4 separate regions of the Homo sapiens genome follow, and regions 1, 3 and 4 are each linked to region 2. Evidence: chromatin loops called from intact Hi-C (ENCODE). Cell type or tissue: heart right ventricle. All regions are shown on one strand. Links, peaks and the distances in the headings refer to the core of each region. The heading gives the core; the rest is flanking DNA.

Region 1 (7,654 bases), core at 1,359-6,358, 240 kb before region 2:
AAATTTGCTCTTATATGTAAATAATGCCCTTTGCAAAAATAATGCTAAAAGCTTATAATCTAATCTTTATTATATGCAGATATAAATGGCATAGTGGATCAAGATTTGATATTTAATTTTTTATCAATTCAATACTTTTTAAATAATACTGAAAATTTTTATGTGTTTTTCAGAAACACTAAAAATTTATTCTTCCTTTACAACTTCCAGCTAAGCTCTTTTCTGTTCCCAAATGATTGGGTGGAAGTCATCTCTACACTAACATATTTTGAAAAAGTATGGAATTTATTCTTCTGCTGTCTGTAAATGCCCTGTTCATCTTAATACCTATTATCAATTAGTTTCTCAAGAAACAATTGAAATGTAAGTCTTTGTTGTCTCCCAATTATTTTGTTTTGACACACTGGGGGAAAAAGTGGCTTTCAAGAATAGTAATTTAAACTTTGATTTTATGCTTCACTTTGGAATACATGTTTATTAAATGTGTATCTCACCGACAGAGTAATCAATACAGATTGTGTAGTACATTATAAGAAAACCATGTCTGAGATTATTAGAGAAATTAAATGCTTTTAGTTTTGCTTACTTGAGCAATATGTGAAAATTAACAGCTTAAACCCTTTCATGTATCTGACCAGGCTTAGTCTTAGTCAGAACTCATGGTTTTTTGGGGGGTTCTTTTTCTTTCTTTTCTGTTTTTTTTTTTTTTTTTTTCTAAGTAAAGTTTCATATACTCTACGTGGTTAGCATTCATCTAGTAAACATCAAATTACCTGAAATCCTAATTTTAAAGACTAACATTTATGGAGAGAGATCCACATTTAGATGGGAGACAGAAAGGAAAAGGAAATTGATTGAGTGGCTGCAGCTTTCCCTGAAAAGCAGTGCTGCATTTCCACCACATTCCAGAAACCTTTATAGAGCAAGAAAGAGAGGTCATCCAGGTCTAACTGTGCTCGGGACCAATGGATCCCAGATGAAAATATATCTCTCATGCACCCAGAAACCTCATGAGAATCAGCCAAATCCTTCTTCAAACAGCTGCTTCTCAACAATTCAGGAGTTTATCTACCTAATAAAAAAGTAACTTGGCAGGAAGAAAAAGGCTGAGACTCTCAATAGACTCTTCTCGGGCCTAGTGGAGCCTGAAGAACTCTTCAAGGTCTTAGTCAACAGTGAACAGAGGAATTTGAACCTGCACACTCATCTATACCACAAACAAGCTGCTGCAAGAGCCAGAGAGGGTTCAATTTTTACATAAACATTTTTTCCCAGGCCAAATAAAGGCAGATTCAAATAAAATAGGCCAAGTCCTAGATGGAAGATGAGAACAAAAACTCAGGGAACAGGAAAGTGATTCCTTACCTCCATTGTAATATCTCACAAGCAGTTCCCACTAATACATTTCAGTTAATCCGGGGAGTATTTCAATTCATGGGATCTATTTTCCATAAGTTTTCCAAATGGACATTCTTAAAAGAACAACTTACAGTTTGATTGATTGATTGATGTGCTAGAAGAACTAAAATTTTAAAAAGCTATATGTTTCAGAAGTATTTTAAAGGAGGTAGTCATACTCAAAGATATTTGAAATGCAGAGGCTGTTCATTCACACCTAGATCTTAATTTCCTATTTTTTTCAACTCAGACCCAGCATTCTTTAGACATTATAGGCAGACTATACACTTATGATGTATACATAAGTGCACATAATCACAGCATTTGGTTGTAACAAACTAGTTTTACTAAAATGGAAGATTTAATAGATGAAATGAGGAAATATGTCAATGTAATAGCATATTAGATTTTGCAAATGAGCTATTCCTAAGGCAACATGCATTGCTTTGCTTTTATATTTCCACAATCATTTGTTCACTTGACAGCTAACATTCAGAATCCATCTTTGATCTTGGAGGACTTGTACAAATCAAAGTATAATAAATCCTTACACTTGGGGACTCAAGGTGACACTCGACAAAAGCTGTCTTCTGAAAGAGTCCTTGGCCTGTTGGATACACAGATCTTCCTCAAGACCTGGTGTCAGGGCTAGTCTTTAGCAGACTTGAAAAGAGGAAAAACCTGTCCTTAGGGCTTTCAACATTACTGTGTGCCCCATTTCCTATCAAGCATCTGGGACCCAAAAATTCTAGTTTCCACCTATTGAGGATTTATTATGTGACACACACTTACATGTATTATTTCTGATCCTTACATCAACTTGCAGGATCAGAATTTCATCCTCATTGCATAGAAAATGAAGCTCAATGAGTCTCAGTACATCTTCTAAGAGGCAGAGCTGGGTTTCAACCTTGGGTCTGACTTCAAAGCCCCTCCTGAAGCCCATGACATCATCATGTCTCAGCCTGAGGCTTCCCTGTGGAGTTCACACCCAAACTTGTTCTTCCTGTTTTGACTCTAGATTCCCTTCCTGGAGCTTTGGCTTGGGACACTAATCATCTGAATATAGGCAGTAATGAATTTTTTTTTTTTTTTCTGTAAAGAGGGTAGAACGGAAAGCATATATGCTCCCACCTCTTCTATTGGCTTTTATTACAAATTCTATTTACTTTCTGATAGGGATACTTTGGAAATGATACCTTTACCCAGAGGAATTGTAACAGGATAAATCTCGAACAGCATGGCATATTGTTGATCAGGCAGACGACAGGACTGCCAACTCGGCGTGCTGCTAACATTAGCCATTTGTGTTGTGAAAACTCCTGTTAGCTTCTTAGAGCTACAAAGCCTGTGATGAGAAATTGTCTTTATTTTGCTTTGTGAATATCTGCCATTTGATTTTTACTTTCCAACATAAACTGACACCTCTTGGGCTTGTAACAGAATTTTTCCACTGTGAATAAGTCCCCGAAAGCACTCTGGGTTGGTAGAACAGCCCGATGTTCTGTTAAAAATCACTGGAAATTAATTTCTATTAAAGACCTAGCTTTGAAATTTACTGTGTTACTTTGGGAAAGCCACATCACCTCTCTACACCTTCAGCTATAAAATGGCTGTCATGAGGATCAAATGAGATTCTAGCTTTACAAAAGGCTTTGCAAATTGTTAAGAATTATACAAAAGTAAGGGCATTTCTGGGCATCATTTTGAATCCTATTCATTCCTTCCTGAGAAACAATCTTGCAATATAAGGCATTGACTGGCATCTTCCATCTGTGCTATCCTACCCTATGATACTCCTTGGATTTTCCCCTTAATTTACCTCTGCTCTGCCAATAATCAATATGGCAGGAGTTTCAAACATTTTCTCCTTGGATTTCCTAATTCAGACCAATGGCAAATCCTGAAGTTATTAGGTATCAAGGGCTCATTTATCAAATCCTTACAAAGAAGCTTTTCTTTTTGTAATTTTTTCCCTTTTCTATCTTAGCAGGTTATCTTTTGTAATCACTGATTACTGTGATTACTGTCTACTTGGGATAGAAGGCAGGGATTAACAGAACCATGTGAGGAAAGTTGAATGAAGATACCTCTCTCACTCATCCTTTCTTCCCATTTGCTTCTCACTTGGGGTAACAGGTACCTCTCATGCCCATTAGTCTGATTCTTTCTCTAAAAAGTACCTTAGTGCCCTCTACAGGTTGTGTGAATTTCTCATCCCGTGATCTTGTTTACATGTTATGCTTTCTCCCTTAGCTCTCTCCTAAAACCACTGGTGGCTAGGTTCTTCTCAATGGTGCCAGATTCCAGGAGGATTGCTTATTTATAGTATTCTCTGAAATGTATTTATCTAATGAGAGTATTGAAGAATATGGTGACTTCAATCTTGTGTGCAATTTGAGGGAGAGAATTGATCCCAACTATTTGGCATGTCAGTAGTTACTAGGAGACCATTTGCAGGTGATAAGCTACAGAAGACATCTGCAGGTGAGAAATCTGAAACTGAAAAAGGTCAAGTAACTTTGTAAGGCTTCCAAAACTATTTTGTGGTTGCAGAGCCAGAATCTAGGTCTCCCAGCATTTATTCGAGCATTCTTCCTTTCCTTTGTTTTGAATAGTTTCTTTTCCATATTTTCAAAAGTTTCTGTTTTGTCCTCCTGTTGTGTATCTCAAAACCTACCCCAAGGAGTTACAAACGTCATCCATTTGGCTTCAGTAGGTAACTGATGGATTAGGTCTTCCAGCATGTCAAAAGGATCTGCTTGGTAATACTAATCCAATTTGTAACCACATCCTGGTGCCGTTGCAAATGTCTCAGAGGTCAAAAGTAAAATTTAGTGAGAACTAGAAAGTGCAGCAAACATGGGAGAGGGCTCATTTCTTGATTTACTTGAAAGTTGCCTAAAGCAAAGCACTCCAACATACAACCTTGTAATGAGCTTTGGACTGCAAGGCAGAAATCTGTTGGCTTTTTCTAGCCTTCAAGACCTGGAAATTCTTGAACACCTTCTCAACCTTCTGTTTTTTGAAATGTCACTCACTCATTCCCAAATTAGTTGACATCATCAGCCTGGAGTTTATCTTGCTCACTCCAAGTGCAGAATGTCCACTGACTCAAATCCTTAATCATTCAAGAATTTGGGACTCACGAAAGTTTTTCTTCTTTGAGATTATTTAGAGATTTGGAATACAATTTGGATGAAAACAATGCTACATTTTAACCTGAATCCTTGGGGAAAAATAAAAACCTTGGAATACAATTATGTCCTGTAGATCAAAATTGAGAGTGAAAATACCTAGATACAAGTTCTGAGAGGATAACCCAAAGAGGACTTTGTGAAACTACTTAAAAATGGCAAGTCAACCACAAATCTATATTTGTTCAGCTTTTGGATTTCCTCTTGCTAAGTAATTTTAAAGCTACTTAACAGTATTTAATTGACATTTAACTCACTATTCTACTTGCTTCAAGTTTTTCATACTGAAGCGCTCACAATTATAACTTGCATATGAAAAATTACCTTAGCCTGATTTCCAAATGGCTGAAGAGTTTGATGTAATTTCTACTAGAATTCTGTAATATTGATGCAGCAGATGCTGGAGCAGCATTTTTCAGCTGTCAATTATGACCCTTTAGTAGGTCATGAAATCAATTTAGTTGATTGTGATTAGCATTAAAAAGAGTAAAAAAAGAAAGGAAGAGAATTGCACAGAACATAAGAAATTGAGTGCAAGTTAAGTATTGTTATGTGAAACTCTTTCTTCAGTTACGTGTGTAGTTGGATTGGGACATAAATTATATTTCTTGTGTGGGCTGTAGTCAAACTGAGAAACACTATTTTAGACTGCAGTGGGTAAGAGAAAGAACTCCTTCCCAGCTGTGTGAATCATTCTGAGACTTGATTTTCTACGCTGAAAATGTGTGTAATAAGACTTTCATAACAGGGTTGTTGTAAGAATTAAGTAAAACATAAAATAACATTGATGCACAGTATCTGACATAGTAAGAAGCTAATATTGTTATTTTGGTGGGAGTTATAATGAGAATTATTTGAAATCGTTTGAGATAGTAAATTAAAGCACTGACACTTATCCCTTAAATCAAGTTCCCTTGTTGCAAACTTCTACCTCCCAAGCACATAGCCCCTGGGAGGGAGAAGCTGGGAATTCCCAAGATTAGAACAAAGAAGCCATTGATCAGTTTTGAATCTCAAAAGCTGGCTCCTTTGACTTCTTTGCCAAGACAATAGTCATGAAATTTGGATTGTAAGAAAGAAAAAGATTTTCTAAATTCCTTTATTTCTTCTTTAACTATTGAGAAGCCGCCAGACAAATAATACTCGAGAGTCTTAAATGAAATAACAACAATACTAGCGAGTCTTAAATGAAAGTGAGGAAGAAGTCGGGAAATGCCTGGCTCCTCAGTTCCCACTGGATTCTTGGTAGAAGACAGAGAAATAGGAGAACATTGCTCCAGCTTCTCCAGTTTTCACCAATTCCTGGTGGTGGGGGTTGAGTGAGGGAAGGGTATAGAGATGTTCTAGAGAATTTGAGGGGAATGGTGAGGGGAAAGGGCCTTCTGCTCCTTCAAGAGGATGAGAAGCTATCGCTTTACAGGTTCCTTCTGCTTAACTACTGGGGGTTTTACATAAAATTAAATTCAGTGGTTTACTGTGGTTTTGTATAGAAAGATCTGAGTTTAACCCCTCAGAGTCTCCCTCAGCTCTTGCATGGTATGGTAGCTTTTCTGAGTGTCCTGTGAAACGAACCAGGGGCATCTGGCTGAAAGTAGGTGAAGGTCTTGCCTGGCAACTTTGCCAAAGCAGGTGGTCTAAAGAAAATGAAGCCATTCACGGTAGATAAAGATCCAGTTGGGAATCATTATTTTCAGCAAAAGTGGAGATGGGGGCTTGATCAACAAGGGGAGATGGCTATTGGGGCCCTGAAACACTGTAAGAATTGAGTGAACAAAACATGAATGAATATCACTAAAGGCAGTTTCTTGCAATGGAGGCTTCAGAATGCCTTGGGGATGGACAAGTCCCTCCTGAGATGACCACCTCTGGGAGAAGACCAGGCCGGGAGGACTTAGAGGACACCTCTTCAACTCCAGGACTCCACCTCCCCTAAGATTATGTGTACCTCACTCATTTCACATAATCCATGTAAATCCAGGTGGAGAGGCCGGAAATCTGACAAGTATTTCTCTTACTTGTTGAAGCACAAACTAAGTTACATAAAGAGATGGGTTGAATTGCCTAATAAGATTGAATCAACAATGTAACAGAAATAACTTTTCTAGACTGCCCAGTGGATGTGGAATTATGAAGAAGATCCAATCAATTAAAAAGAAATAAGCGCCATTTCTTGGCACATCTGGGCATGGTGTGAACACGTCTGTGATGTTCCTAATTTATCATTATTATTATGCTATATCTGTGGGAATGAAATGTTTCTGTCTTTATTCACACCAGTCTTCATATCACAGGGTATTTTGACTAATAACTCTTTAGATCCAAATTAACTATCTAATTGAGAAACCTTTACCCAAGAACCTCAAGTATTGAGCCAATGCTAAATGAGTATTCAAAAAAGAAAAAAGGAGTAAGCCGGACTTTGCGTTCCCAAATAAAATGCTGCCAAGTTCACGTGTAACCCATAGTGCTGGGCAGAAAGATATGGTAAAATTTTAATATTTACAGAGGACTTTTCTGCTTTGATAGTCACAATTGAAATTCAACTAGAATTCTTGCATCTTAAGCTTTAGAGTTTTCTTTCTTCCCCACAATTCTAGGGGCAGGTGGTGATGGTGGTAGTGGTGGACGGGATATAAATTGTTAAAGCAGGAAACAGTACAGAAAAAAAAAATATTTTTAAGAGCACTGATCCGTCCAGAGCTATTCCCTTCCCCCCGCACCCAGTGGCAGGATAAACAGCTGATCCAGGCCTGCCGACAGCAGAGAGAGCACGGGCTCACTGACACCCAAGGCTGACAGACCATCATGTAGTGATGGTCAGGGCCAGGCCAGTGTGTGCCCCATGGCTCTTGTTTTCCATACCGCAGGAGGCAAGATGACCCATGGGGAAGCACTGGAGTTTATTGATAGTGTGGGGGTTAGGACCTCTCACCCCAGTTAGATAAAACTGAGCTCTAGTCTTAGAATCATCATTTACTAGCCATGTGAACTTTGGAAAATTACTTAATCTTCCTAATCTTGGTCTCCTGTTCTATATAATGGGGATAACAACTGAAGCT
Region 2 (7,654 bases), core at 1,269-6,268:
TGTTCTTACTCAGTTCTCCTTAAGGAGATAACAATTACTGACACAAGAACAGATAATTATATTCAATGTTTCACCGTCAGACCGTTTAAACATGCATTGCTACTTCATTTCTTTTCTTTATCTGCTTTTCTAATGTGCTGGTGTATTTTGGCTGGGGAAATTTTCATTCAGATGCATCCAGTGCAGTGAAAGGTAAGGAAAAGAGCCACTACTACCCAGAATATTTTGAAGAAAGGTATGACAAGACAGAAAAAAGTATTTTTTCTGATGTGAACAGTTGTTTGCATCAAAATTTTAATTGTTATCAGAACTTCAATGGAGTTGCTAGGAAAGGTAGTTAGATAAAGCCTCAGGTTAATTTCCATCATTACTGAGCACTTTACACCACTGACAAATTTTAAACATATAAAGAGATGTCAATCTTGCTCTTTAGACAGAAAAACAAGGTGGGGAGTGGTGGCTCTTCAAAGGCTGTCAGTAGACAAGTCAGTCAATTACAGATCTGATTTAGTTCTTAACTCCTTGAGGTAAAAGACAAATGTTCTGTAAGAGTAACCATTCCTGACATACGTTAAATGAAACAACTTCTAAAACCTGTGTGATAATGATAATACAGATTGAGATGAAGAACTTTGAAAAGAGTTGGAAAATCAGAATCAGATATTTGAATCCAGATGACAAATGGGTAAATCGGAGCACTTTTGCTATTTGTGGGGGGTGGAATGTCCCTACTACTAGTCATCAGAGATAATTAGGAAGGCATTATTGTGTGAGTTTTCAAAGCCAGGAACAGAATAAATGGGTTCACATCCCAGTTCTGTCCCAACTGTGTGGCCTTGGCTAAGTTACTTAAACCTCTCTGTACCTCTCTTTATCTTTGAAATGGGGATGATGGTTTCACTGACCCCATAGTGGTGGTGTACAAATTTAAGTTATTACCTATAAAGCAAAATCCATTGGGTTTTCACTCAATATCATAATCAATCCATATGCAGCAATAACTTCCATGATTTAGGAAATATATACGGTATTACAGAATCCTTCTTGAAATTTGAAATATTTACAGAAGATATAGGCAGTGAATGTCTGCTGATGACGCACATCATTTCCCCTTAAGCAGGGTCGCAAGTTTCTACAGCCCCAGTGAACACTCCTGAAGTTAGATAAAACTTATTAACACCTTCCATAGCATCCTTTTAAGATGATAATTTATCTTTTTAACTGTACTCAGTAAAAGCAGCAGCAAAGAGCCAGGTGGGAATAACAACATGGTATTATATATAGCCATAAAGTTTACCAGTTCTATAGATTCTGCTGCAAGGCACACTAAAATGGAGTAAAATGTAACTTGTCTTGAACAGTTGCTTGAATGAGTTACTAGAGGAATGGCAAGTTTACAGATGAGGCAAAAGAAACCCAAGGGAGTTGAAGGCTGTGACCATTTTATTTTGGATGCATAGTTGTAAAACCTAACTTAAGGCATACAAGTTAGGTCTTTGGAGAGTTTTCTCAGAGGTTTGCAAACAAATGCGAAAGTCTATAAAATATGTGCTTTTGAAATAAGTCTCTGTGAAATGATGGTGTGACATTCCATGGGGAGTGCCTTTATACCTGTCAAACCCTGGTAATTTGGTTGAAAAGAGAATGTCTCATTGTTTGCATTTTCTCTGTCCCCAAAAGATCTCCTTGGCCACTTTTTATATCTATCCTCAGCTTGACTGCTGACAGAGTATTACATGGCGTTCCTTTGTTCTGAAAGGGCATCCTTTAGTTTCACACTAGTCTCAAGTTCACATAATCAGGCAATCCCACGCACCTTTCCATCTGTTAAGGTTTTCCTGTGTAGGGTGCTGTTCTCAAACTCGTTTTAAATATGAAATTGTCATCCTTTACTGTTAGTGACAAATCCTTTTCTTTCCCTGTAATGCTGAAGGTGTGAATGGAATTCTCCAGCGACAGTGTCTGTGAAGAAGATATTCACGGACAACTACATGGCTCAAATAGATAAATTCAATTAGCCCTTCCTGGAAAGCCTCAGTTTACTTTACAACTCGGCATTTCAAAGAATTTTAAAGAAATTCTAATTACTGTGTAATAAATAAGTCAAATTCCTCTTCTCTCACTGTGAAGGTCTTTTATTACCCACTGCTATAAAACATATACCTTTTTTTTTTCGGTTGCTATCCTAGCCGAGTAGCTTGCATACCAGTAGGATCACTAAAATGCCACGAAGCAGAACATATTTATCTGTTAAATTCTACGTGCAGTAACCTAACAAATGCCAGAGACAGAAAGATTGCCCTCTGCACAGTAATACTTGTGTAGATGTCTTCTTTATGCTAACAATGACAGGGCTTCATGCCTTGTACTGTACTCAAAAATCAAGGCGCATTTTTTTTTACAATAGAAGACTCTATCAAAAAGAAAAAGAACTGCACATTTTTGGCATTGAGATATTTTATGTGGATAATAAATTTTTTTTCCTTCGAACTTCACTAACTACAAGTATCTACCTAGAAGATGAAATGTAAGATTTATGTCATCAGAACTATTCAGTATACCAGAGGATAATTTTTTCTTCTTTTCAGGACTGTCAACTTTGTTTACTGCTTATGTTCAATTCTATCTTATATAAGAGATTAACTAGCCTTGTCATAGCCACATGTCAAATCCTTCTTAGAAAAATAAGGTAATAAATGCAAAATTATATTAATAAGGAGTACTTTCAAAGACATATTGCATTTATTGAAATCTAAATTGTAACTGGAATGTTCTAATTATATTTGTACTAGTCAAAAAGAGATTTTAAAGTCTATAATGTTATGACATTTCAGTATGTTTTAAAATTGATATGACTAAGGAGTGATTAAAATATTATAAGTAACTTCAAGGAGACACATATGAAGTAACGTAAGCCCAGGAATTGCTTACATAAATCACCATGTGTATTGTCAAATCTGCTAGACTCTTACATGCATTTTTAATCCAAACCTAATCATTTGGCTATTGAAATCATTCTCAAAAATTGATCTCAAACAGTGTTATACAAACATTCAGGTTTTTTAAAGCCTTGCTACATTAAACTTTTCTGTAATACAATTTCAATCTCAAAACAATAAATAATCACATGGATAATGACAGTAACTGAATCCTAACTATTTGTAATACTTCTGCATAGCCTAGTAACAATTTTAAAATGGTGAAGAATAAATCTATCTGACAGGCCTGTTAGCAATAAGGCCTTCAGCTTTTTGCTTTGCAGCAAAATAAAGTAAAATCTATTATTTTGTTGCTGTTGTTAAAAACATTTCAACAGTTAGTTATTTTTCACAGAAAATGCTGCAGGAGGGCTCCAGGTTAAAAAAAAAATTTGTTACGGTTGAATTTTACACTTGGCTATTATTGGCCAGCATACATAATAAGTTAAAACATACTGAGAAATTAATGTTTTTCTAAGAGGGAAAACTTGATAGAGGATTATATTTCTACATTAGAGAGTGGATACTCTAATCTTTCTGGCATTGTAAAACTGAAGCTTGCTGCAGGGAAAATAAACATTATAATACCCAGCACTTAAACAATTGTACCTATATGGTTAAGTAACAAAAGCGTGAGGCACCTGGAATCACAGTATTTGTACCTAATGCCAGCAACAATATAAAGCATTCAAGTGACATTTGATAATGAGCAGACAGTGGAGGCATTACACACGTCTTTAGAAGAATCAGACTTCCTACCTTGAAAAGACAGATGGAGGTAAGTTCCTTTATAAAAAAAAAAAAGTTGTAAGTAAAGCCAGGCAGCAGTTGCAGTAAATTGAGTCCTTTCAGTCACTGTATACATACAGCAGTTCTGCAATAAGGGGAAAAATATAATGGGAGGAGCGGCTGTGAACGAGTGACCTCCTCAAGCTGAGTCCTCTCTGTGAACCAGGCATTGAGAGCCACGGCTCCTGATTTGCATGGATTATCTCCACTTGAACAGATACAGAGCAGATACATTTAAATTGAGCTGGCACAATGGCAAAAAGATGGAAGAGTGCATGAATGAGGGACAGCGCAAGAGAGGGAGAGAGAAAGAGAAACAGACACGAGATCGGAGAGCGTGGATAAGCTGGTTCTTGCAGAACTGTGTCTCAGAAGAGCTACAGCTCCCTCTTCATGTCACAGTTGTAAGATAAGAAATGTTGTCATTAAGAACTGGTTAATCATAGAGAAAAATATACTCAGATTAGCTGATGTTTGATCCCATCCGATTTTTATGAACATTTTATGATTCTCCCTATTTTGTCATTAGGATTTTAGACAGCATACCAAAAATCTTTTATTAGTGGCCAGGTACACAAATTTGGATGAAATTCTGAGTTTTGAATGAGATCGGTGTTTTGGCTTGAATGGCGTAGACAGCAGTGAAAGAACACAGACAATTAGTTAAGTGGAATATTTATTTTGAAAGAAAATTAATCCCTGTTAACTTTCAAAGAGCCAGTGATATATACTGCAATGTAAATAGAAAATAGTACTTAAATATTTCTTAATGATTAATTATCTGAAAAGAACCCAATTGTACTACTGAATGGGAGCTTTTTAAAAATCTCTTTAAATTGTTATTTTTGTTTTTCATATGGCTTCTTATTGGCATTTCAGGGTAAAAGAAATCCCTCTCTTTGTACAATACAGTTGTATCTTTAAATAAACAATGATTATTAACTTATTCATTTAGCATCTTTGGAGTTTTTCTGGGTTGTTTTATATTCATATTCTTGTTTTAAAAATGAGAAAGAGGAGAGGGCAAATATGATCATTACTCTTGCCAACAGCCACTCAATAAGTCCATAGCAGATCTCAGAAGAAAATAATAACCCTCTTTTAGCAAGCTAATGTGAAGCCTGCCTTCTTTTGTGTAAAGGTATCTGCAGATACTTAAACAGCCCAGCAATTAGGTGAATTCAAAGGAAAAATCAGTCAAACCAACTAGTTGACTGAATTGATCATAGCCTTGTAGGAGCTAGCATTAACTTGGTGTGAACCAAGTGATATAGGTTAAATATATTTCAACAAATGGCATTAAAACTCTCAACATAAACATATGAGCATATTTGCAGGGAGTAGTAGGGAGTTCAGTTAGATTTTTGCTGCTATTGGGACTCTATAGACTGTCAGGAAAGATAAAGAATTTAAACACACTACACTTATAAGGACTCTGACTTGATGGACAGAAGTGATACTTTAAAAGAAATCTCAAGGAAAATGCCAATACACATTTCCATGAGATTTAGTGACGATCTGGAGTTTCTAAAGTATGCAGACTTAGTGACTATAACAGTGTTTAGGAGACAATTGCCTGAAAGTAAAAGGGTGAAGACAATAGTTATTTTATGTCTCTGACATCCAATAGTCTGATTGCTCTCTAAGTGGTTGGGTGACTTCTCAGGTTTTTTTCTATTTGGACACAGCTTGTACACAGGTTGGACTTGTAATGTTACTGAGGTGTTAATATTACTTTTCAGGTTGTAAACTCTTTTGAATCAGGGACCATACGATTTCCTCTAAAATATCTCCCCAAATATTTTGAAAATGTCTTTTACATATTGTAGATGTTTCATAAATTTTTGCAGAAAAAATATTGAAAATCACAGCAAAGTGTTTATATTTCCTTTACCAGTCATTTAATATAAAAATTGGATGCAGAAATTATGATGTATTCTGTACTCTCATGAATAGAAAAGGAAAGGTAAATATAAATGTCTTGTCATATAAAGAAGAGTGATAATAGTACCAGTAGTGCTAGATTGTATATTGACATGTAACCACAATTAGGTGCCCCTTATTGAAACCAGGGATGCCTTCCAGATGGCATATTTAGGGGTCTGAGTCATAACTTTCTGGACACCAGTTTTGTGACTCAGACATTTATCTGTCTGACCATGGGCAAGTTAGCTAACTTTCTTATAAAATGTGGATAATAAAATAACCTTACTTTTATGGTTGGTGTAAGAAATAAAGGAAAAGGATTAGCATAGCACCTGGGTAAACACTTAATCAGTGTAAGGTATAATTATAATTATTAAAAATCTGTTTCCATTGAACTTCATTGCCTATCTGTAAACTGGGAAGTGTTACTATGGTGTCTACTGAATGTAGAAAAAAGATGAGTTTGTTATTGGCTTTTTCTGGTCATTGTATGAGAGGGGGCTCCTTCCTGTTCCCTGACAACCAGAAAGAAGGGTGCTTTTACCTTTTTATAAAAGACAAAAATAGAAATACTGTTCTCAGGAGAGCCAGAGAGTGTTGTAGCAGCAGATCCAACCTTCTGTACAGGAATGGAAATGGCTTGTGTGGTACAATGTGAAGGGCACCCAGAAGCACTCTGGTCCAGAAATATCTTCCCATCTGTCTTCTCCTATTTCCTGAAATGCCACCATTAGGGGTTCATTTCTATGTTTTACTGGCTTCCCAGTCTCTTTTTCAATTCACTCACTACTGGCAAAATTAACACGTGAACAATTTACACTTAGAGTGACACATGAATTCACAGTAGTTTTAATTATTGTATCAGAGATACTTTTTTCTAGTAACTGGTTGAAGATAAGCATGCCAAGGAAAGGTCAGATTTCAGTTAAGGTAGAGAGAAAGCTCCTTTGGCGTATGTGGCGCTGTGTGGGGGTAATGAGGATGGCGCCCTACCTGTGCTGCTAGTGTGGGAGGGACCTTGCAGCAGCAACTCAGAGAGTGACTGTGGAGGTGCTGGCCTCCTGGTTCACCAGAATGATGAGGAGGGATTCATTCATTCATTTATTCAATAAAAACGCAGTGTTTTGTCACAAGAACCTAGGGTATATATATGAAAATGTATCGTCCTTGCCTTCAGTTTTTAGCGGAAGTGATGGAAACAGGTAGGTAAACAGATTGATACTAATATTGGACAACTGTACAAAGAAAAAACATTCAGAGGAAAGAAAGTAAAGAAGGCAAAACACAGTTGGGGGTAATTAAGGAGTTCTCTGTAGACTAGATGATGCTTCATGTGACTCTTGACGACAGAGTAGGAGCTGTTTGGGCAAGTAAGGGATGCAGGAGGAGAAGGCCGGGGTGAATGAACACGAGGACGGAGGGCAGGACAGCAGGAGAGAGCGCCACGAGCCGGGGCAATCAGTGGCATATGCTCAGAGCATAGAGTAGAGGATCAGTGGGAACTGGAGACAGACCAACTGGAATGTTAGGGCACGACTGGGGAGCAGGTCACAGAAAGGAGAAACACTGGGCATAAGCATGATGGGTCATTTGTACCTCCTGGGCCTCAGCCTTCTGCTTGCACATGCGTTCTTCCAGGCTCCCCAGACCTGGGAACACACACATAGAGAAAAGTTTAAATGACAAGGAGTGCTGTCTACCGTGACAAAAAGGGGGATATAGTGCCAATTAGATTAGAGATCTAAATATTTAGGGAGTGGAAATGTTCCAAAATTGTTTGTGAGTATCTGCCACCCCATTTCCTAACCCAAAATGGGTATATTCTTATATGAATTAAAATTAATTGTATTTGGAGACTTCGGGTGCAGCAAATCAAGGTGGGAATTGCTGCTGGAGTCCTGGAAATCATTTAGCTTAGAAAAAATATCGCACTTTGAAATCCTTAGGGAGATGGATTACCA
Region 3 (7,654 bases), core at 855-5,854, 490 kb before region 2:
TTAAGTTAGAAGGAAAGGCTTTCTCACTCTCTCTTACACTGAAGGGACCCCAAAAGACAGGCAACAGTGACTATCATAAAACAAAAGGTCACTCTTTTTCTAGGAACAAACCATTTATCAATAGAAAATAATTGTCTTGCCATTTGCAAGGGCTCCACAGCAATAGACAATGTTTTTGGCCCACATAACTACAAAACAGTAAAAGTTCAGAAACACAGCCTGAATCCACCTCCCTATTTTTACCCTTTACAATTCTCATTGCCCTTTGGGCCTCCGCTTGGAAGCAAAAGGAAGACAGGCTGAAGTTTTCTCAATTGAGCTAAAGCTAAGAAACCTTTGATATGCTAATAGTCCCCTTCAAACGGTAAGAATTCACACTTGCATTAATTCAAACAATTTGTGCAGAATGATGTGAAATGGCACCTCTTTTAGAGGCAAACAACAAAAGGAGAGAATCGGAATGTCTGAAGAAACTAAACAACAGAACATTTGTTCTGTAGTATTCTTTCTATTATGCATAAATTTATGGAAGGGTGGAGGGAGAGACAACAAAACGTTCCATAACACACCTGGACAGAAGTAAATTTTCTTTTAAAGGGTTTCTCAAGTATTACGAAGATACAAAATTTAAAGTTACAAAGTACCCTTAGTTAGGTCAAAACAGTCCCATCACAAGTTGGAATGTTGCCACAGATGAGTACCAAAACTATTCTATTTTTCTGCTCTGGATGCATATTGCCTCTTTAGTGCCTATTTTCTAAGGTTTGCCCAAGATCAAACCTGACTTAGCAAGAGACAACCTAACAGGTAATTATTTACCAAAGGATGTGACTTTCTTCATTGTGCAACTTCGTTGAGCAAAGAGCAAACTCGGTGGGACCCGTTCCACACATAAATAGTGACAGAGAAATGAATGAATCAACTACGTCCGTTAAATCTATGCCTCTGGAAAGGGGAAGAGAAGTGCACGTACTGAAAGAATGCAGAATAAAATCAAAGAATTGAGGGCGGGGTGGGGAAGAGAGTGCCTTAGAACCTGGCCTTTGTAACGGGAACCATATGGTTGGTAGCTGCAGCTCAGACGCTCCCAGGCTGCTTGGGAGAAGCTGCTAAGCAGCCTGACACCTTTCAAGAAACAGGAGGAAAACATTCCCTCGGTCGGAATCTGAGACAACAGTTTGTATCGGGAAGAACGGAATGGAGGGCGGGGAGAGGGAGAAAAGATGAGGAGGAGGAGTCCCTAAAAAGAGAAAGGCTATGATAGATACCGCAGGACTTGTCCCTCCCAACTATTCTTTGAGAGCACAGAGTGAACAGAGGATTGGAGGGGGGGAAAAAAAGCCTCCACTCAGCGACACTTTAGCATTAAGTAAAGCTTCCAGTATTCTCCCCTCACCCCCACCCCGCAGTCTGGCGAAAGGAACAAACTTTACGGGTCCCAAGCGCAGAAGTCTCGCAGGCGCACCTCCACACTGCTGGGGCGCTTCCATGGTTTGGCTCGCCCTCGCCCCCTCTGCCTGAGGGTCGCCCCAGCCAATCAAGGAGCCCACGCTCGGGCAGCGCGGGGGTCTCCCCTTCCCTCGCGCTCCTCCCACGCCTTTCTCTCGTCGCCACTCCCCAGTGGCACCCCCATCCCACAAACCAAGCTCCCGAGGCTCCCTGCCCCACAGCCACTCCAGCAGCATACACTCCGTAACTTCTCCCGCAGGCCCAACGCGGCCCGCTGCTGCCCTCTCACTGCGGCTCCGGGAGGCTCTCTGCCCTCCCCGTGGCCCGCCGGGTCCCCGGCCCCTGCACCCTCCCGACCCACGAGGCCGCCCTGGCAGCAGCAGCCCCGCCGCTCCCAATCGTAGCCAGTCCCGGCGGCGGCCCGACCACATCTGGCTGCGCTTTACTGTCATCCTCGCCTCCCCACACCACCTAACCACTGACGAGAAGGAACAGCAACCCTCAAAAACTCGTCCAAGCCCTCCCCCACCGTCCACTTCCCCCGAACTCGCTCCAGCCGCTCAGCCTCCCCGCTCCACTTACAGTGCGGGACCGGAGGGCAAAGCGGGCGGGACGCTGGGGTGGCCCCGGGCCCCAGCGCCCGGAGCAAATAAGCTCCGCCGAGGACGCGCTTCACACTCCTCCTCCCCAGGCCCCCAGTGAAAGGACGGGCGGAACCTTGCGACCCCAAGCTTTTATGAAATTAAAAAATGCATGGCTACGGGAGCCTCATCCTAACCCCCTTGCCAGCGCCCCCGGCAACTAGACTGATGCCTGGAGAGCGTTACAATGGCTCCACGAGAAAAGGAGAAGCCGGCTGGACCGGACTGAGAGTTCTGCGGATCGATTTCCAAGAGGAGATTGGGGGGAGGGAGCGAGCAGCCCGAGCGAGCGCGGGTCTCCCCCTGGGCCAGCCGAACAGCAACAGCCGAGCCCCATTAACCCGCGGCTCCCTGCGCCTCCAGCATCCACCCCCGGACTGGAGGCGCAAAGCAAACAGGTCTCCGAAGCTGGGCACAGAGGCACATTGTTCGCTCCTGCGGCTCTTACCTCCGTCTGCGAGCGCGCCCCGAGGGAGGGCCGTCTGGCGTGGGGGCCGCGCGGGGACAGGCGCGGAGGGCAGCGGCTACCCCGGCCGGAGAGGGCCGAGGCCGGCCGCGAGCGGGTCCTCGGCCGCCGAGTCCGCGCGGGAGGCAGCGCCGCAGCTCCCCGGCCGGACACGGCGCCGCAGCTCGGCGCGTCCTCCTGCTCGGCCGCCGCCGCCTCCAGCCGAGCAGCCAGCGCCGGGCGGCTCCTGGGGTTAAGTCAACATTTTCCCGCAGTTTCCCACACGCCGCTCTTCGAGAGAGGTCTTTCACACACACGCACACACCCCCAGACCGCACGCTCCCTTAGGAAAAAAAAATCGGGAATCAGAGCGAAAGGGGTGGTGGAAGCAAAAGCCTGACAGAGGTGCGCAGACTTGGGAGTCCCTTCGAAGCGACGGGCGGGAGGGCGCCGGGGGCGCGAGGCCAACTCAGTTTGTCAGGCGAAGCCCCTCAGCCCCCCGAGCGCCCGGCCGGAATAGCATCCCTCGCGCCGACCCTGCGGCCTGGGGCGGGAGGCGGCGGCGACCCCTCCTCACATTTCGGATCTCCCGGCCGGGGCTGAGCGGTGGCCGCTGCCCCAAGGAAGGCTGGCGGCGCAGACTCGGGCTCGGGGAAGCAAGGAGTAGCCGGGAAGAGCCACGCCACACACAGCAGCGGAGGGGAGATGCCCCCCAACAATCCCAAGGAATTCTCTGGTAAGCTCCCGATTTCGCCCCAGCACCTCTGCGTGTGTGTGAGCGGAGAGAGAGTGAGAGGGAGCGAGAGGGAGAGAGAGAGAGACGGGGGAATGCGAAGTCCTGACACAGACTCTCCGCGAGGTCTGAACTGGAGTCACCTCCAGCCTCCTCCTCCTCCTTCCCCCAAATCCGCCCTCCCCGCCAGTTGGGCTAATCATATAAACATACTAGCGTGTACAGCGTCAAAGGACAAATCTCTCCCTCCTGAGTTTTCCAGCAAGGGGCTCGGGCAAACTCAAAAGAAGATTACAGGCAGCTAAGTACAAAACGTGGAGCAGATAATCTATAACTCATTGTCGCCCAATGGCCGTTTTCCACTCCATTTGAGCAGCTGCTGCGGCTGTGCGCCCAAGCGGCGGGGAGGAGGAGCGAAAGGGGATACTTACGGGCTCGAGCCCTTCGGACGGCGGTGGCGGTGGCCAAGCAGCCGCCCGAGGACCAGGCCGGCCCCGGCTCCGCCGGCGGGGCGGCCGCAGGGCTGTCCGGGCGGCGGTGGCGGCGAGGGACGCGCGCGCACGGCCGTGGAACGCGCCCCGGAGGCGGCCTGCGCCAGCTCGCGCCCCTCCCCTTCTCTCCCCTCCCAGTCGGTTCGCGCTCCCCCTACCCCCAGGTCCCCGAGCTCTGCCTCCAGCTCCCCCCATTAACACACCCATTCAACCGCTAACCCCTAGCCCACCCCCAAACTCCACTCACTGCGCGCTGGGTCCTCCGCGCGCTCCGCCGGCGCGCGCTCTCCATCCTGTCCACACACATGCACTTTAAAAACATTTATTTTATTTCTGGAGTGGGTGAAGAGTATTTGGGAGAGCGCCGCGAAGCGCGGCGCTCCGAGGCTGAGCGCAGGGGGATGACCAGCGGCTCGGGGCCCCCTCCCCTCTAGGCCCAGGAGCTTGCTCCCGGCCTGGACTTCGGAGAGGCGCCCGGGATGCGTCTTTCACCCACCCCGTCTCCAGGTTTTCTCTTTTCTCCACGCACCGAGCCAGAGGCCCCGAAACTTTTAGTTTCCGTAGCCCTCCTTTTGTGTAACTGCATGGAGGAGAAAGAACGTCTGTTCGCCGCGGCTGCCTCCGTCCGGCTGCGGCGCGCGGGGGACGCTCCAGGGTTAATGCGTCTTTGATACCTGAGATTTCCGGCGCGCTCGTTAATGAAAGTTACATTTTTTTAAATTGCGATGATTTTTTTCTTTGTAGTTACGTAGAGCCAGCTAAACTTTGACTTTATTGACTATATTTCACAAGAGCGTTTTGTTTGTTTTTGATTAAACTCACCAGGATAAGCAAAGGAAGGAAAGGAGACTACAAGGCTCTTTACTCTCAAGTATAGTCACAGAGCTGTTAGGTCTGTTTCCCTCATTTCCTTACATTGAAACTGCCTTTGCTCTTGTCCTCTGAACACACTTCCTTGCCCCTCTCGGTTGGCAATGTCAGCAAACAGCCAGGCAGAGCCTACGATGGACCTAAGCTGAAAGGAACAGAGCAGGACAGGGCGAATCACGCTGGAAAAACGTTTAAAAGCCAGTTAAGTGTCCTGTGCATGCCACAAAATTCAAACATGGATTTTTTTTTTATTGCAAAATTTCTGAGCTGGAAGCAGCTATGTTTTCAGATGTATTTGTAAACCACTGATTCTACTAATGAATGCAGCCATCAATTAAATAAGCATATTTACCTTTTTTTCAAGAAAAAAATGATTCTCCAATATTTAAAACCTAGAAAGTAGGATAAAACTTAAGCTGCTTTGCTTTCAGAAACAATAGGTACTTTTTGGTGCTGCAGGAATGTTGCAAGCATCATACTTCAGGAATCATTCCAAACAATGTTATTAATATGTCAACAGCAGATTGTTCAAAATACATGAAGATCCTAAATACCTATCAGTATTTTGTCAGAAAGCCAGATAGGTGTAGTACTAAAGTAAATCCAATCCAACTACTGGTCAAGTTTGTTCTTGACTTGTAGGAAATCATAGGTTAAATGTACGTGTGTCCAAATAACTAGAACATGTTCTTTTGGTGGTTTCATTGTAATTCTCAGATTAAAAAAGAACCTTTGATAATCTAATTTCTTCTACCTGATGTATTGATGTTTTAATATTCTCACTATTTCAAAAGATAAAAGGAGCAACTTAGAGCATTGGTGCTTTAAACTACATACACACTTACATCTGGAATTTCTTACATAACATAATTCAAATATTAACCACGCAGGATATAAACTAGTCTGGATAAAGTACACTTATGCAGAGCTGGTGCAAAACCTTATAACGTACCTAAGTTTTTACATATGTCAAAATACATACATACAACAGATCTACCTAGCAAAATTAAATCAGGCTACTTCAAGTCGTTGAAAAGAAGGCAGAATTATCTAATTCTCAGACCTCAGAGGTAATTTTATGATCTTCTTAGGAATATAAAATTATTTCATTCAGGATTGCAAAAGAGAATAAGTCAAACTGATAGTAACTTGCATTTACCAAAATATTTTAGCCCTTCTTTGTTCATCTTTGAAGGTTTTCACTCATCTGGGCACCATTCACAAAAGCCCCAATGAGTGCATGCATCAGTCTAATCCTATTTTCTTTTGGGAAGCAAAACTTAGGCTGAAGTTTTTATTTAGTGAGCTTAGTAAGTAATCAATAGACATTTTTGCCTGAATTAAGCTGGCCATATGTTGGCTCATTTACTTATTTATTTAACTCTCTCAGAAATAATCTCTGGAAAAACCCATTATCTATCTGCATGATATATTTGACATTCTTTGATGCTCAGGACATAAGTGAATCACTCTTCACTGTATTCTTAAAGAGACAATATCACAAAAAAGGAGGATGCTTGGAAGGGGGAAGAATTTATCAAAAGTGAATTAAAATTATACAAACTAGAAAAATGCCCCATAGAAGTTTCAAATCTTATTTCAATAGGATGTGTATTCTATAGAGTTCAAAGAGTTCCACACTTTTCTCCTAAAAATATAATAGACTTGCTATGTTTTAAAATTACATTTAAGAATACTGCTTGTGTAAGACAATGTTTTAAATATTAAAGATTTTTAATTATTTCTTTATTCTTTAGAGGTAATACTTCAACCTTCTTTGTATATCCACAAAGAAGAATTGAAATAGTGTTTAATTATATTGCTAGATTCAAGATTAAGCTGTTAGCCACAAACCTGCCATTACAAAGGAACACTTAAAAGGCACACACCATAGAGTATATCTACATTCAAAAAACATAATTTACCTGGCACTCTCTGACAATTCATAACATAATTTATAACAATACAGGTGTTATGGTAGAAAAAAATGAAATGAGAAGCTTAATAATATCTACAGATGTGTGCAAGTTAAGGAGAGTTGGAGTATGTTACGCATTCCCTGCAATCCAATCAATTTAATTACTCAATCTATATTGTTATTTAAGTAATGGCAAAATCATTGACTTATTCATAATAGTTGCTAATTGTTTTTTAAAATAAATTCTACAAAGGACAAAGGAAACACCCATTTCCATTTGTTTTATGTTAAATCAACATATAACCACTCATGGTGATTTCATTCAAAGAAAACAGAAGGAACTCATTAGCTTATGTGGTTAGAGAGATTGATGGGCTTCAAACATTTTAACCATACATGTTTTTTCCAACTGTAGAAACTCATGTTTTTAATTTTAGTAACCTTAAGAAACTGAAGATTATTTTATTCAGTGGGTTCATATATTTCTGGTACAGACGTTATGCTAATTTTTAAACTGAGATTTATCATCTAAGTATCTTTGTTTATAGGGAAGTGATCAGGCACTTGTTAAAATATACATAAGAATAACAGCAGTTTGAGTAACAAAGAATCTGAAATAGTATGAAAATGGACATAGGTGCAGAATATTGTGATTAGTGTAAGCCAATAGAACACAGTATCACTTTCACTGCCCTACTCTGGCCAATGGCTATAGCTAAGACACTTCTAAAAGGGTCAGGGGTTGAAGGGAAGAGGTATTGAGGCTTGAGAGTAGGCCAAAAACTGCCATTAAGTTTGAGCAACACAGTTATAGAAAACTATTAAGGAGGGACGGTTGTATCTATTATGGGGAGTGTATTTTTGCCTGTGATTAGAGTTTGTGAAACTCTAATTTTGTTTCAAAAGAAACAAAATTTGTTTTCAAAAGAAAATTGTTTCAAAATTGTTTCAAAAGAAACAAAAAACACGTGGAATGACTCTCATTTCTAATTCAGAAATAGAAATAAAATTAGCTAGATTATATCCTAAACCTAACTCAGTTCCATTTTCTTCATCATTACTTGTTGATGATGCTTGGTGCTGAAACTAGTTTTTCCTACTCTAGAA
Region 4 (7,654 bases), core at 1,745-6,744, 450 kb before region 2:
ACTAAAGAGTTTACCGAGTACATGCAAAAAAGGAAATTATATATTTAAACATTTGATTTCCCAGTATAACAAATTAGTAATTTGGCAGTCTAAACCTATTAGAAATATAAATTTCCATATACAAATCTGTGTGAATTTGGCTCCCCGCTCTTTAGGAAAGATTGATACTAGATTTTATCTTATAGGTCATTTACAATGTTATCTCATTCAGAGTAAAGTGAAAAAATTAAGGTTAAATTTTTTGGTACATTTAAAAATAGTAATATAGAAGGAATATTATCAAAATACACAATATATAATCCCTTATTTACACAATACAATTTGGAAAAGACTTTCAACGAAATATGGATGAGACTTTCACTTATGTGAATTTTACAAATGAATGAAATTTACCCCTTTAATCATTACAGTCTTTTTCATTCTAATGACTCCAAGTCTCTCAATGTTATTTTATGCTATGTATATTCAATTTAAGGATATGTAATTTTATTGTAAAATTCTTGGTCTAGAAAGAAATTTAAAATTTTATTTTAAAAATCTTATAGTATAACCCTCTACTTTAACCACTCAGGAATTTTAAACCTATGTATATGATGTATCTTACTGAAAATCATACAGCTAATCTTGGTCCCTCAATTCTTACTGTTGGTGAATAGCTGAAAATACTCTTTAACTCCTCAATGCATTCCTCCTAGTCTCTCCTAGGTTTTATAGTAATCCTTCTAGTTTATAGCTACATAATTAGAGAAACAATTCTGTTATAATTTTATGTAAACTGAGAACTAATATGATGGAAAGAAAAACTTGGGAAGCATTTATGTGAACAGTATTAGATGCATGCTAGAGACTTTTTTCCTAAATTTCTTCTAAAATTTTTGGCTTAGTTCTAGAGAGCTAAAGTGTCAAGACAGTAAGATATAACTAAAATTTATACATTTATGCTAAGTTCTGCCCTATAATAAATTGCTCTTGAGCAGAATTTTTAATATCAAAAATATTCTAATAGTGCCATTTATTATTAATAATAAACGATTTATTAACATTATTTTAGGTTAAAAGCAATTTTTTGATAAAATTTCTTTATATTTGCCTAGTTATCTACTTTTTTTTTTTTTTTTTTTGACAGAGTCTCGCTCTGTCACCCAAGCTGGAGTGCAGTGGTGCAATCTCAGCTCACTGCAATCTCCACCTCTTGGGTTCACGTGATTCTTCTGCCTCAGCCTCCTAAGTAGCTGGGACTACAGGCGTGTGCCACCAAGCCTGGCTAATTTTTGTTTCTTTGTGTTTTGTTTTGTTGTTGTTTTTTTGATACAGAGTCTCACTGTCGCCCAGGTTGGAGTGCAGTGGCACGATCCTGGCTCACTGCAACATCCGCCTCCTGGGTTCAAGCGATCCCCCTGCCTCAGCCTCTGGAGTAGCTGGGATTACAGGCGTGCACCACCACGCCCAGCTAATTTTGTATATTTAGTAGAGACGGGGTTTCACCATGTTAGCCAGGCTGATCTCGAACTCCTGACCTCAGGTAATCCGCCCGCCTCCGTCTCCCACAGGCGTAAGCCACTGCGCCTAGCCCCTATTTTTTATATTTTTAGTAGAGAAAGGGTTTCACCATATTGGCCAGGCTGGTCTCGAACTCCTGAACTTGTGATCTGCTCACCTCAGCCTCCCAAAGTGCTGGGATTACAGGCGTGAGCCACCACACCTGGCCCTTTTTTTTTTTTTGAGACTGAATCTTGCTCTGTCACCGAGACCGGAGTGCAATGGTGCAGTCTTGGCTCACTGCAACCTCCGCCTCCTGGGTTCAAACGATTGTCTTGCCTCAGCCTCCCAAGTAGCTGGGATTATAGGGACTCACCACCATACCCAGCTAGCTAATTTTTATATTTTTAGTAGAGATGGGGTTTCACCATGTTGACCAGGCTGGTTACAAACTCCTGACCTTAGGTGATTCTCCTGCCTCAGCCTCTCAAAGTGTTGGGATTACAGGCGTGTGCTACCATGCCCAGCTGAAGATTTTTTTTTTAATTGGTTATCCAGTTGGCACAAAGAAGTATTTCCCAATTTTATATGTACGTATTTATCTAATAATAAATATGCTCTTTTGAATAGCTTATTATTCAAATAATGTTTTTGTTCTGGTTATAAAAACAATATCTATTTATTATAGGAAATGCAAAAAATGAAGAATTAAGACAAACTACTTATATTCCCATTCTTTTGTGTACCTTTTGTGTCTTTTTTCCTTTTTTTTTTTTTTTTTTTTTAGACGGAGTCTGGCTCTGTCACCCAGACTGGAGTGCAGTGGCACTCGGCCCACTGCAAGCTCCACCTCCTGGGTTCACGCCATTCTCCTGCCTCAGCCTCCTGAGCAGCTGGGACTACAGGGGCTCACCACCACACCTAGCTAATTTTTTGTATTTTTAGTAGAGACGGGGTTTCACCGTGTTAGCCAGGATGGTCTTGATCTCCTGACCTCGTGATCTGCCTGCCTCGGCCTCTCAAAGTGCTGGGATTACAGGCATGAGCCACCGCGCCTGGCCTTTTGTGTCTTTTTTCTAAGCCCAAGATATACTGCCAAGTCTCTCTCCTCTGTCTATATAAGCGCACATGCACACAACATGTAATGTATGTAGTTCTGTACCCTGCTTTTTCACTTAACCTAACACTTTGATGTCAAAGTGACTTTTTTTTCTACAATGAGAAATTCCTTCTTTTTATAGGGAATACTCTTAAACCACTGGAAAAATAAAAGAGCATCATAGGAGACAGTAATAACTTCCTAGGAAATATCATTTTACACTGACCTTTCCCATATAATAAGATTAATTTTTAGTATTTGAATTGTAAAGAGGTTATGATAAAGACTAAAACTAAATATTTCCTGTTTAAGTCATAAAAATATAAAGACAATGAAACTATATGTTTAACCAAAATCATATAGTGGCTAGCTTGCCTAGAAGTTATGATATATACTTTTAGAAAATAAATATTTTAAAATTCACAGATGCTGCAAAGCCCCGGTCAAACATAAATTACAATCAGTTTTTATGTAACAGTAACAATTCCAAAGGACTCTTACCAACTCTCAATTTGTATCACAGATAATGCTTTCTTTTTCTGCTCGTGGAATATAAACCACATTTATTTCTATATCTGTGTATTTTAAAATAAATTACCCCAGAAAACAAAATGTTGGATATACTATGTTCAACTGCAATCCAACAGAGAAAGCAAAACCTTGTATTTCCTGTAAAAATCCTGTAGTATATTTGGTGAACATTTTGGAATAATTATAGAATTTGAATACAGCATCCATTTATTTGCAAAAGTATAAACTACATTATAATTATCAGATGACTCAATACATTTAGTAGATGATACTCCAATTTTATTATAATAATTCACCTTTTCTTGTTCGTGTTCAGTACTATCAAATACAGAAAGAACTCCTTACTTACCATTCTGGGAAAGATGAAATTTTTCATTGTGCCATAAATACCCTGGAAAGTAAAGAAAATATTATTATTTATTATACCTCCATCCACAGGGATCCTAACTGCCAAATGTAATACACCAGCAGCAAAACAAAAATAAAGTAAATCTAAGCAGAAAACACAAATCAGTGTTCTAAGAATTCTTGAACATATATTATATGACTATGAACAGAGCTACCATAAGATTAAGCACTTGTTTTGATAAGTACTTTCAAATACAGGAATAAACTATTTTGTTTTCCACAAAAGAAATATTGTAGAATTAGGAGAACATTGTCAATAAATTTTTTTTTCACTCAGCCCTTTAGCTCATTTGAAGTTTTTATTGAGAGAGATGAGACAGGTTTACCTAAAACTCTTTAAGGGAAAATATGGTTTTCTCACATCCTGATAATTAATGCTATTAATATTGATCAGTTTTTTAAAGTATAATAAACCTAATTTGGAGAAAAATACGCTGAGATCATATCTCTCTGTTAAAACTATATAATGGCTAAGGAAATTTTAATAGATATATATGAAGGAGATTTGCTTGAATTTTCTCAATAGTGATATTTCAGACCTTTAGAAATTTTTTCTAGTGAAGTAATTTTGAATAAACATTATGATGTGTTAAGATATCTTTGGAATCATTATTCCCAAGAAAGATATTGTTTCTGTAAATGAAAACTAGCTAAAATTTCAAACTATAAATCCTAATGTTCCCAAATTAAAAAGTTGGTTTTTGTTGTTTTTGTTGTTGAAGAATAAAACTGGGATTTGAAGGATGTCCTACTTAGATTTTCACATAGAAAATACCTTCTTTTTTAGACAATTTTTCTCTTAAAAATTTGAATACTAAATATGGAAGTCAAATTTTGTAATGATTCAGGAATTCTCCCTATGACAATAGTTTAAGGAAATTATTAGTTTGTATTTAATTGTAAATAATAATAATTCCTTTCAAAATGTTATATGTATTGATTTTTAATGCAAGCTCTTAATGTAAAAAAAATTTAAACACAGAAATACTTTATTTTACATGGAATTTATTTCTAAAGATTATCAATACAATTTTGATATTATAACTCATCAATCTGCTAAAAAAAAAAAAAAGTATTTTTAAGCACCAGCTCCTGAAGAGGGCAGCACGTTCTAGATATTATTGAATTCTAAGCTCAAATGTGGCAGCTTTGGCTTTAGTATACTTTTTTTAAGAACTAAAGGGGAAAACATTGATATTTTTTATAGATGTCTATCCCCATGATATAATAAACCAGCAGAAAGTTTAGGCAGACCAAGGTCAAAACTATATTTGATTATTAAAAGAGAACATTCAAATTAGACACCAAAAGCAATGTATTTAGAAAAGAAACAAAATACAGTAAGGAGACATTCCATGAGGAATGTGTTTTATCTTAATACTGTAGATAACTTTTTCTATTGGCAGTGCGTTGACTATCAAAACTACTAAAGGGGTTAGATTTAATTATCTCACTTCTTGCACATTTCATCTCAATTGCTATGGCAACATTCAGTTGCCTCAGCAGCTATGCACACTTTAATCAGATATTTCCTTTTCATTTCTCTATGAGCCAAACTGTGTAGTCAAATTTACAACCAAGTCCTGATGAATCTGATAACACCTCTAACAATTTAATGGGCAACTTGCCTCCACCCACACATATAAATGTTTTCAGAGAGGCTTATAACTATTGGCCAAGTATGAGACTTGATAAGAATATATGTTTGGACTTTCCTACTTCATTGATTTAAAAAAGAATTTTTTTTGCTCTTTTCTCTACCATTTCTTTTTTTAGAAGTTTTTCACCAATTTGAAACTCACTCCAGCCAGTCCCTACCTTGGGTCCCCTATCCTCACTAAGAGAGTGCATGAGTAAAGGAAACAACCTCCAGTGTTCAAATGTCAATTCTCATCAACAAGTCTATTGAATTATTTACCTTTTATCTGAACATACTTGGAACTGGCACATCAAAGAGCCATTTTCTATTTCTTGAATACAGGTCAGAGAAGGAAGGAAAATAAAGATAAAGCAAAATCTGATAGAGGAGGAAAAGTGTAGAATATTATACTTAAACAGATGTCCAAGCATGAAGGAAATTTGGTCAAGCTTCAGTAATACAGCAGTTTTAATGAGAAGGAAAAGCATGATGCATTAAGTTGTTGATGACACTTTGGTGAATATTAAACATCTACATTGTTGGACAAATCATCACTTTAGTATTTGGTAAAAGACTAGAAAAAACTTTTGTGGACATATAAGGAACATTCAAACTGTCCTGAATTCTGATTTAAAATGTTAGTTAATTATACTTTCATAAATGTTTTGAATTTTGCAAGTAGTAACTAAATTTTAATTTGATACTGTATAGTAAAAATTTTTTAAACTCTAAGAAGCAAAGTGATCTAAGCTCTTTCTAACAGTTTTAATGGCTGCTAAAATTTGTATTTAGATAGCAATCATTTTTATCCTGAAGTTGTGATAGTTCTCTGGTGAGAAGTTTTACTCCAGTAGCTGACAGTAATATTTCAGCATGTTTTTTCAATCACCACTTAGTAGTGTCTAGTAATATTTTCATTAAGAGGCAACCAAAAAGATGCTTTCTATAGCTGGATTTATCACTCTGATGTGTAAAGAGCAAATTCTAGATTATGTCTTATGTATTACAGATGGCTAATTACAGCAATCAAAATCTAATCAAACCTGGAAAAGATTATATTTAAAGTGCAGGTCTTATATATTTTTAACTATAATTGAGGTCAGTATTAGCAGACTGTATTCAAAATGTGGTTATTGAAAAGCTAACTTCTCATTAATGATACAGTTTGGAAGCCCTGTAACCTTAGGAGTAGCGGAAGGAATAAGAGAAGTTTAATTAAAAATATATATACATATAAAGGAAGCATGGAACCTATCTTCAAATATTTGAAGGTCTCTTTATGTAATGGAGACAGTAAATGTCTTAGAAAACTAAGACAAATGGTAGGAGTTCCTGAGAATTGGATTCCAGCTCTGTATTTAAAACTTGAAAACAATTAGAATAGCTTAAACAATGGCATAAGCCATGAAGCAGCAATTCCTTTGTGTAGGCATATTCCATGAAATGTTAGCATATGAACTCTTTATTTTCCGTTCTTAAATTCTGAGACAACATTGTAGAAAAGGTGATAGAACCACGCCACAGATTTAGATCTAGGAATTAAGGTGAGCTACTTCTTAATGAATTTTTCAAATACCAATGCTTTATGTTAGTATGGAAACCTAGCAATGAACTGCAAACAGCATATTCAGCAGCAAGTTGGCAAATCCTACTCTGGAGAAACAGACTAAATGAGAAAAACAAACAGGTCTTAGTGAAGTTATCTAAAACCTCCAAGGAGACATATAAATCGGCCCTAATTGGCATTCATTCAAGAACCTCAGGAGATGCCAGGGAGTGAGTAGAGGTGAGGAATGAGTTCCCCTTTCAGTCTTGACTTGGCTCTTGTACCTAAAACTGGGGTGCCGCCAGACAACACTTATGCTGCTGCTTATGTTAGACTTGTTCTCTGGATGAAAGGAAGATTTTGGCACCATCCTCAAACTCTATGTTCACTTAAGAAATAATAATTGCTCAATTAAGGGCCCAGAGCTTTTCTTCTGTATCCAGAGGAATTAAAAGTTGAAGACAAAATTGCACTTCATGTGGGAAAGCTCATCTTCAGCAAGAATGCTGAATAAGATAAAGGAACGTTGTAACCAATTTGAAGGTTATAAATATAAAGTAATTGCTGATTCTTGAATCAAAGTAATGTGCATTTTTCATGTAACATTAGATCTTGTAAAGTTCTAGTTTATGTTCCTTGGAAATCGTGTTTTTACTTAGTTTGGTTTTGAAGTTTCCTTGTGTGACTCCACTCCTGAATCACACTGAAGGAACCAAGGGGCTCACTGACGGTCTTGCACAGTATCTAATCTTACTGTACTCCAGTGCCGCCGCTTGGAGCTTGCGCCCTTTCAAAGACTGGCTATCTGCCTAAGCATCTGTTTCTACCTAAAGAGCTGGTGAGTAGTTTTGCAACAAGAAAAGCTAACTTTTGATAAAATAAAAACTTCAGCCAAATTAACTTTAAAGTAGTTTAATTGAGCAATGAACAATTCGTGATTCGGGCAGCCCCT

The links. Hi-C counts contacts between places; a loop is a spot of excess contacts. Peaks named below come from ENCODE experiments on the same cell type or tissue, not always from the same donor. Only the 100,000 strongest peaks of a DNase experiment are listed, where the experiment ranks them.
Region 1: a loop joins it to region 2, with 2.5 times the contacts of the local background. A loop is called at or near these places in 10 of 110 quality-filtered maps.
Region 3: a loop joins it to region 2, with 10 times the contacts of the local background. A loop is called at or near these places in 28 of 110 quality-filtered maps.
Region 4: a loop joins it to region 2, with 2.7 times the contacts of the local background. A loop is called at or near these places in 19 of 110 quality-filtered maps.

The regions. Positions count from the first base shown.
Region 1 is chr1:81,545,666-81,553,319 of GRCh38, reverse strand. The region is part of intron 1 of LOC101927434 (a long non-coding RNA gene); the gene reads left to right. It also overlaps a transcript of ADGRL2 not described here. Among named protein-coding and RNA genes, the nearest start is that of ADGRL2, 250 kb to the left of the region's middle. RefSeq lists a silencer at 3,504-3,663 and an enhancer at 5,207-5,986. In heart right ventricle, for the core only: a CTCF peak has its summit at 3,604 (motif pointing left); no DNase peak of the experiment used is centred there; H3K4me3 peaks cover 369 bases; H3K27ac peaks cover 1,399 bases.
Region 2 is chr1:81,302,593-81,310,246 of GRCh38, reverse strand. It overlaps a transcript of ADGRL2 not described here. Among named protein-coding and RNA genes, the nearest start is that of ADGRL2, 490 kb to the left of the region's middle. RefSeq lists an enhancer at 3,346-3,938. In heart right ventricle, for the core only: CTCF peaks have their summits at 3,956 and 4,156; a DNase peak (open chromatin) is centred at 3,996; H3K4me3 peaks cover 3,054 bases; H3K27ac peaks cover 1,035 bases.
Region 3 is chr1:81,797,114-81,804,767 of GRCh38, reverse strand. It overlaps ADGRL2 (adhesion G protein-coupled receptor L2), which reads right to left and starts at 3,834. Exons shown (of 24, transcript NM_001366006.2): 1 at 3,700-3,834. RefSeq lists an enhancer at 68-710. In heart right ventricle, for the core only: CTCF peaks have their summits at 1,539 and 1,740; DNase peaks (open chromatin) are centred at 1,727, 3,487, 3,957, 4,267 and 4 weaker places; H3K4me3 peaks cover 4,376 bases; H3K27ac peaks cover 5,000 bases.
Region 4 is chr1:81,757,657-81,765,310 of GRCh38, reverse strand. It overlaps a transcript of ADGRL2 not described here. Among named protein-coding and RNA genes, the nearest start is that of ADGRL2, 39 kb to the left of the region's middle. In heart right ventricle, for the core only: a CTCF peak has its summit at 4,632 (motif pointing right); no DNase peak of the experiment used is centred there.